2 separate regions of the Homo sapiens genome follow, and region 1 is linked to region 2. The links are chromatin loops, found by intact Hi-C in ENCODE. Cell type or tissue: endothelial cell of umbilical vein. All regions are shown on one strand. Links, peaks and the distances in the headings refer to the core of each region. The heading gives the core; the rest is flanking DNA.

Region 1 (2,928 bases), core at 200-2,699, 420 kb after region 2:
TGATTAATGAAAAACTAAGCAACATACTAATATATACTGTTTAATTACACAGTATTTATATATACAAATATATATATCACATGTATTTATACATATATTAAAATTATACATATATACATATGCATAATTTATATATCATATATGTAATATATAAATATATAAAGCCCATAAAAGGCTAGTTCAGGAAATAGACATTTTTCATCTAGTGATAAATATCAAAAAACCTAAAAATACTTATAGAAAAGAATCCACCTCCTAGAATTTTATCATAAGGAAATAGTCCTAAATAATGGGGGGAAAGGGTATAGGAAAAATTGTATTTGTAGTCACGCTATTTTATTTCTAAATAGTGGTCCTATTCCAAAACTGGAAACAACTTCAATATCCAATAACAGAGAAATAATTAAATAAATTTTGGCATATCATTTCATGGAATATTCATCACTTAAAACACATCTGTAACGAGCTTGCAACAGCCTGGATAAGCAGTTTAAGAGTAATTGTTTGAAAGAGAGAGGAGGAGACCAGGTGCGGTGGCTCACGCCTGTAATCCCAGCACTTTGAGAGGCTGAGGCAGGCGGATCATGAGGCCAGGAGATCCAGACCATCCTGGCTAACACAGTGAAACCCCGTTTCTACTGAAAATACAAAAAATTAGCTGGGCGTGGTGGCATGCGCCTGTAGTCCCAGCTACTCAGGAGGCTGAGGCAGGAGAATCGCTTAAACCCAGGAGGCGGAGGTTGCAGTGAGCCAAGATTATGCCACTGCGCTCCAGCCTGAGCGACAGAGCAAGACTCCATCTCAAATTAAAAAAAAAAAAAAAAAGCAAAAACAAGACGAGGTTATAAAATCTGGCATGCTTTTATGTTTAAAAAAAATCTCTCATTGAAAAACAAACCATACTTAGTGAAAAAATACAAAAAAAAATTTATCAAATTGTACAGTCGTCTCAGCTGCTAAGATTATGAGGTTTTTTTTTCACTGTAACTATGTATTTCAAATTTTCTATAAGGATTGTGTAGGATTTTTATAATTGTAAAAAATTAAGTAATCATTTAATTTACAGAGGAAAAGGAAAACCAGAAATACACAGTTTAGCCAATTTTAAAAAACACATAAACACAGTATTTTTTAAAAACACAGAAGAAAAAGAAAGTAGCTTTTCAAAATCTACTTCAGCACTTTTACACTGTAGGCCTGCTGTTTGCGGCAAATGCAACTTAAAGTAATTGACCAACAGATGTCACTGTTACACTTCCTACTTTAAGCATCTCTAAAGACGCACAACTTTATATATGGGAACAAAACCAAAAACTTTACTAATTCTCATGTCATCTCCTGCAGGACTGCAGCTTTCTCATCTTTCAGCTTCATTTCTAAACCTCCTTTTGTAATATCTGGAATGTTGAATGCTGTTCTAAAATGACATACAGTGACCATGGTTTTATGGTTATGAAAAATACAGGGTTCTCCTGCTCTTTGATTGCCACCCATGTGAACATCACAGACTTAACCCACACTCGTCAAAAACATGGTTCCAGGTCTGAAAGTAATGAGCCGGAGAACACAAGGTTGTCAACAGGCATTAAAGTTAATGGCTAAAAAAAGAAAAAGTGCTCCTTAGATTTGTGGTGCTCACCTCATCTGTGACAGGAAACTGGATGGGTAAAGAGGGATTGCAGAGAATCACAATAATCTGGTCAATCCTACCAGGCCATCTAAATGTGGAAGTAGGTGAACCCCAGCCCAGTGCTTTCTAAGGAGGAGTCAATACTTCTGTGTCAATGAAAACAAGAATGAATAAGAAAGGAGAAGGTAGCTGGATGTGGTGGCTCACGCCTGTAATCCAGCACTTTGGGAGGCTGAGGCAGGGAACATTTTTGAGGTCAAGAGTTCGAGAACAGCCTGGCCAACATGGTGAAACCCCATCTCTACTAAAAATACAAAAATTAGCTGGGTGTGGTAGCTCACGCCTGTAAGCCCAGCTTCTCAGGAGGCTGAGGTGGGAGGACCGCTTGAACCCGGGAGGCAGAGGTTGCAATGAGCCAAGATCGTGCCACTGCACTCCAGCCTGAGCAACAGAGCAAGACTCCATCTCAAAAAAACAGAACAACAACAACAACAAAAAGAAAACAGGGAAGGCTATGTTTTTCTGAACTAAAAGTAGATCCATCATTTGATGCAGCAATCCAACTACTGGGTATCTACCCAGAGGAAAAGAAGTCATTATACGAAAAAGATACTTGCACATGCATGTTTATTAGCACAATTTGCAATTGCAAAACTATAGAACCAGCCCAAATCCCCATCAATCACAATGAGTGGATAAATAAAATGTGGTATATATTTACATATATACATATACACATATATATACATATATACATATACATACACACACATATATACATATACCATGGAATACTAAGCCATAGAAAGGAATGAAATAACGCCATTTGCAGCAAACTGGGTAAAATCGGAGACTATTATTCTAAGTAAAGTAACTCAGGAATGGAAAACCAAACATTCTATGTTCTCACTCATAAGTGGGAGCTAAGCTATGAGGACGCAAAGGCATCAGAATGATACAATGGACTTTGGGGACTTGAGGGAAAGGGTTGGGGGAAGCGAAGGATAAAGACTACACACTGGGTACAGTGTACACTGCTTACATGATGGGTGCACCAAAATCTCAGTAATCCCCACTAAAGAACTTATTCATGTAACCAAACACCACCTGTTCGCCAAAAACCTATTGAAATTAAAAAAATTTAAAAAATTTAAAAAAAACTGCAGAGGTTATTAAAAGTGAACAAAAACTTTAAAAAAGAGAAGGGAGGTGGTTATGTTTTTTAAATGCATTATCCTATATTCTGCAGATTTTCTGCCAACCTAGTCACCTGTTATTTGAGCAGCTGGAGAGAAAGG
Region 2 (2,928 bases), core at 284-2,783:
TTTTACAAGGGAAAGTTGAGGTTTAGAGCAGGTGAGCAACATGCCAAGATGGAACAGAAGGGGCATAGAACCTGGATTCAAGTCAGAGCAGGGTTTACACCCTCGGTACCATTTAGATGTGGGTCAGATAATTCTCTGTGGTGGAGGCTGCATCCCTGGCCTCTACCCACTAGATGCCAGTGGCATTTCCCCCATTTGTGACAACAGAAAATGTCTCCAGGCCAGGTGCGGTGGCTCATGCCTGTAATCCCAGCACTTTGGGAGGCCGAGGCGGGCGGATCACCTGAGGTTGGGAGTTCAGAGACCAGCCTGACCAACAGGGAGAAACCCTGTCTCTACTAAAAATACAAAATAAGCCGGTTGTGGTGGTGCATGCCTGTAATCCCAGCTACTAGGGAGGCTGAGGCAGGAGAATCACTTGAACCCGGGAGGCAGAGGTTGCGGTGAGCCGAGATTGCACCATTACACTCCAGCCTGGGCAACGAGCGAAACTCTGTCTCAACAAAAAAAAAGAGAAGAAAGAAAACATCTCCAGACATTGTCAAATGTCCTCTGAGGGTCAAAATCAGACCCGCTGTGGAGACCCATGGCTCTAGAGGCTTTGTTTTTTCTGCCATCACACACTCGGAGGGAAATTTGGGGGTAACTTTAAGGATGCTATATGGATAACTTATGTTTCAGTATTTTTTCTTATGAAGATAATAAAAGCTGTCGTGGATCATTTCGAAAATAAAATAAAGATTGTTTAGAATCGTACCACCTAGAGATACCCACTTTCAGCATTTGGCTATGTTTTCTTCCAGTCTGTTTTCTGTGCACACATAGGTAGTTTTTAAAATCATACAGTAAATCTTTTATCTCTTTTTATACTTAATATTATATCAAGAACCTATCCCTATATTAAAATCAGTGTAATTATTTTTAGTAGCTGCATTATATCCTATTATATGTTTATGCCTCAATTTACTCAAGCATTTTTGCAAATGGCCATTTAGAGTTTTTCCAGTTTATCCCATCATAAACACAGCTTCAATGAACATATTTGTGCATAAACGTTTGTGTACAGTCTTGATAAATTCTCTGGGGTATATATTTCTATGAAAAGAAGAATAATTGGGTCAAGCTCTGTACCTATTGTTTAGGCTGCATTTCCTACATACTGTCAGGTTGCTTTCTGTAAGTGTTGGACTTATATGGCTGTGCTTTCTCTCTCACTTGTTTGTGGGTGTCTTGTCTCACTTGTTAACTATAAGTATTAACTTTTTAAAGTATTTTAATTTGATAGGCAAAAATGGCATTTCATTGTTTTATTTGTGTTTATTTGATGACCAATGAAACAGAACATCTCTTCCTATTATATAGCTTTTTGCTTTTCTTAGTCTCTGAAATATTTGTTAATACGATGCATTGCTTCTTTATTAGATCTAATTTTTGTCTATCCACTTTAAGATTTGTTTCTTTCCATTTTCACATGTAGACTTAAAACTACAGTTCTTTAAGCTATTTAGCAGCAGTAGAGGAAGACTTGAGGCAAGTTGGAGGAGAGATGAAGGGGAGTGCTTTTGTATAAATTGGAGATCACCTCAACTATAGAATTAACTGAGCCCTGAAGTTGGAAGAAGAGGGAAGAATGGCGAGAGAGGAGGTAGTGCAGAGGTGTGCGGTCAGGATTTCCTGTAATGGCCACCAGGTGGTGCCATCTGCCCGGGACGATTTGATGTCTCTGGTGCAGGAGAGCGGAGAGCTGGGGAGAGTATTAATAAGGTGGTCACAAGCGAGGTGATTGGAGTGCCATTCATACATGTGGGACATTAGTTGGGCCTCTGTAATTAACCTGTCAATGATCATGAGTTGGTGCACGTGTGTTTGTGTGTAGAGCGGGGAAGAGAAGATTAGGGCTGTTAAAAAAAAAGAATATATATATATATATATATATATATATATATATATATATATATATAATATATAATATGTTATATATACACATATGTATACATATATACATATATAACATATATAATATATGAATGGCAGCTTTATTGAGATATAATTCACATACTATACAATTCAACAATTTAAAGTATACAATGTAATGGTTTTTGGTATATTCACATAGTAGTATCAATTTTAGATTTTTTATTGCCCCAAAAGAAACTCCATTCCCCTTAGCCATTCCCCCCATCTCTGCCTCCTTACTCCTTCCCTCAGTCTCCTTTCCCCAGACCCTGGAAACCACTACTCTACTTTCTATGTCTGTGAATTTGCCTCTTCTGGACATTTCATATAAATGGAATCAGAATAGGTGGTCTTTTGTGGCTGTCACTGCTTGTCCTAGCCAATGCTATACCAGCTTGACTTTGTGGCAGGAGGCATCAGGGTATCCAGATAGACTTACTGTTTTAAAAGAAACAGCATTTCCAGGCTGGCTAGGACAGAGAAAACTACGTAGAACAATACTTTTCCTACCTGGTGGATCATCAGAATTACCTGGGAAGCTTAAAATGAAAGATTCCTGGCCCCTAATCTCTCCAGGAATTCAAATATGGTAGTTCCAGGGAGTCTGAGCTGCTTGGGATTTTTTTCAGTGCCACCAGTGATTCTAATGATTGTCTAGCTGTAAGCAGTGGGACTCAAGTTTTGAACAGAGGCATGAGAAGAAAATGGCATTTCCCTGCAGATGGGCTGTACCAGCTGCAGCTTCAAGTCCAGTGCCTCTTGTGGGAAAGGAGCCACTCCCTTGTCATTCGCCACATCTACACTGCAACGCTGGTTTATGTCAGACTATCATCTTTGACTCGGCATGACAACAGTGCATATTTGAAGGCCATCAAACCAATGATATTAGCCTTGTTTACGGTTTAGCTGGAAAATATCTCCCATGTGGTATAGTAAGAAGAGCACTGAATTTGAATTCTGAAGCTCACCAGA

The links. A loop is a pair of places that touch in the nucleus more often than their neighbours do. Peaks named below come from ENCODE experiments on the same cell type or tissue, not always from the same donor. Only the 100,000 strongest peaks of a DNase experiment are listed, where the experiment ranks them.
Region 1: it touches region 2 in a loop (5-fold over the local background); 5 of 110 quality-filtered maps call a loop at or near these places.

The regions. Positions count from the first base shown.
Region 1 is chr15:33,085,448-33,088,375 of GRCh38, forward strand. The region is part of intron 5 of FMN1 (formin 1); the gene reads right to left. Among named protein-coding and RNA genes, the nearest start is that of FMN1, 110 kb to the right of the region's middle. In endothelial cell of umbilical vein, for the core only: a CTCF peak has its summit at 1,239 (motif pointing right); a DNase peak (open chromatin) is centred at 1,264.
Region 2 is chr15:32,661,119-32,664,046 of GRCh38, forward strand. All of the region lies in intron 10 of ARHGAP11A-SCG5 (ARHGAP11A-SCG5 readthrough), which reads left to right. All of the region lies in intron 2 of SCG5 (secretogranin V), which reads left to right. LOC124903458 (a long non-coding RNA gene) reads left to right here and starts at 2,473. Exons shown (of 2, transcript XR_007064573.1): 1 at 2,473-2,928. In endothelial cell of umbilical vein, for the core only: a CTCF peak has its summit at 1,681 (motif pointing right); a DNase peak (open chromatin) is centred at 1,683.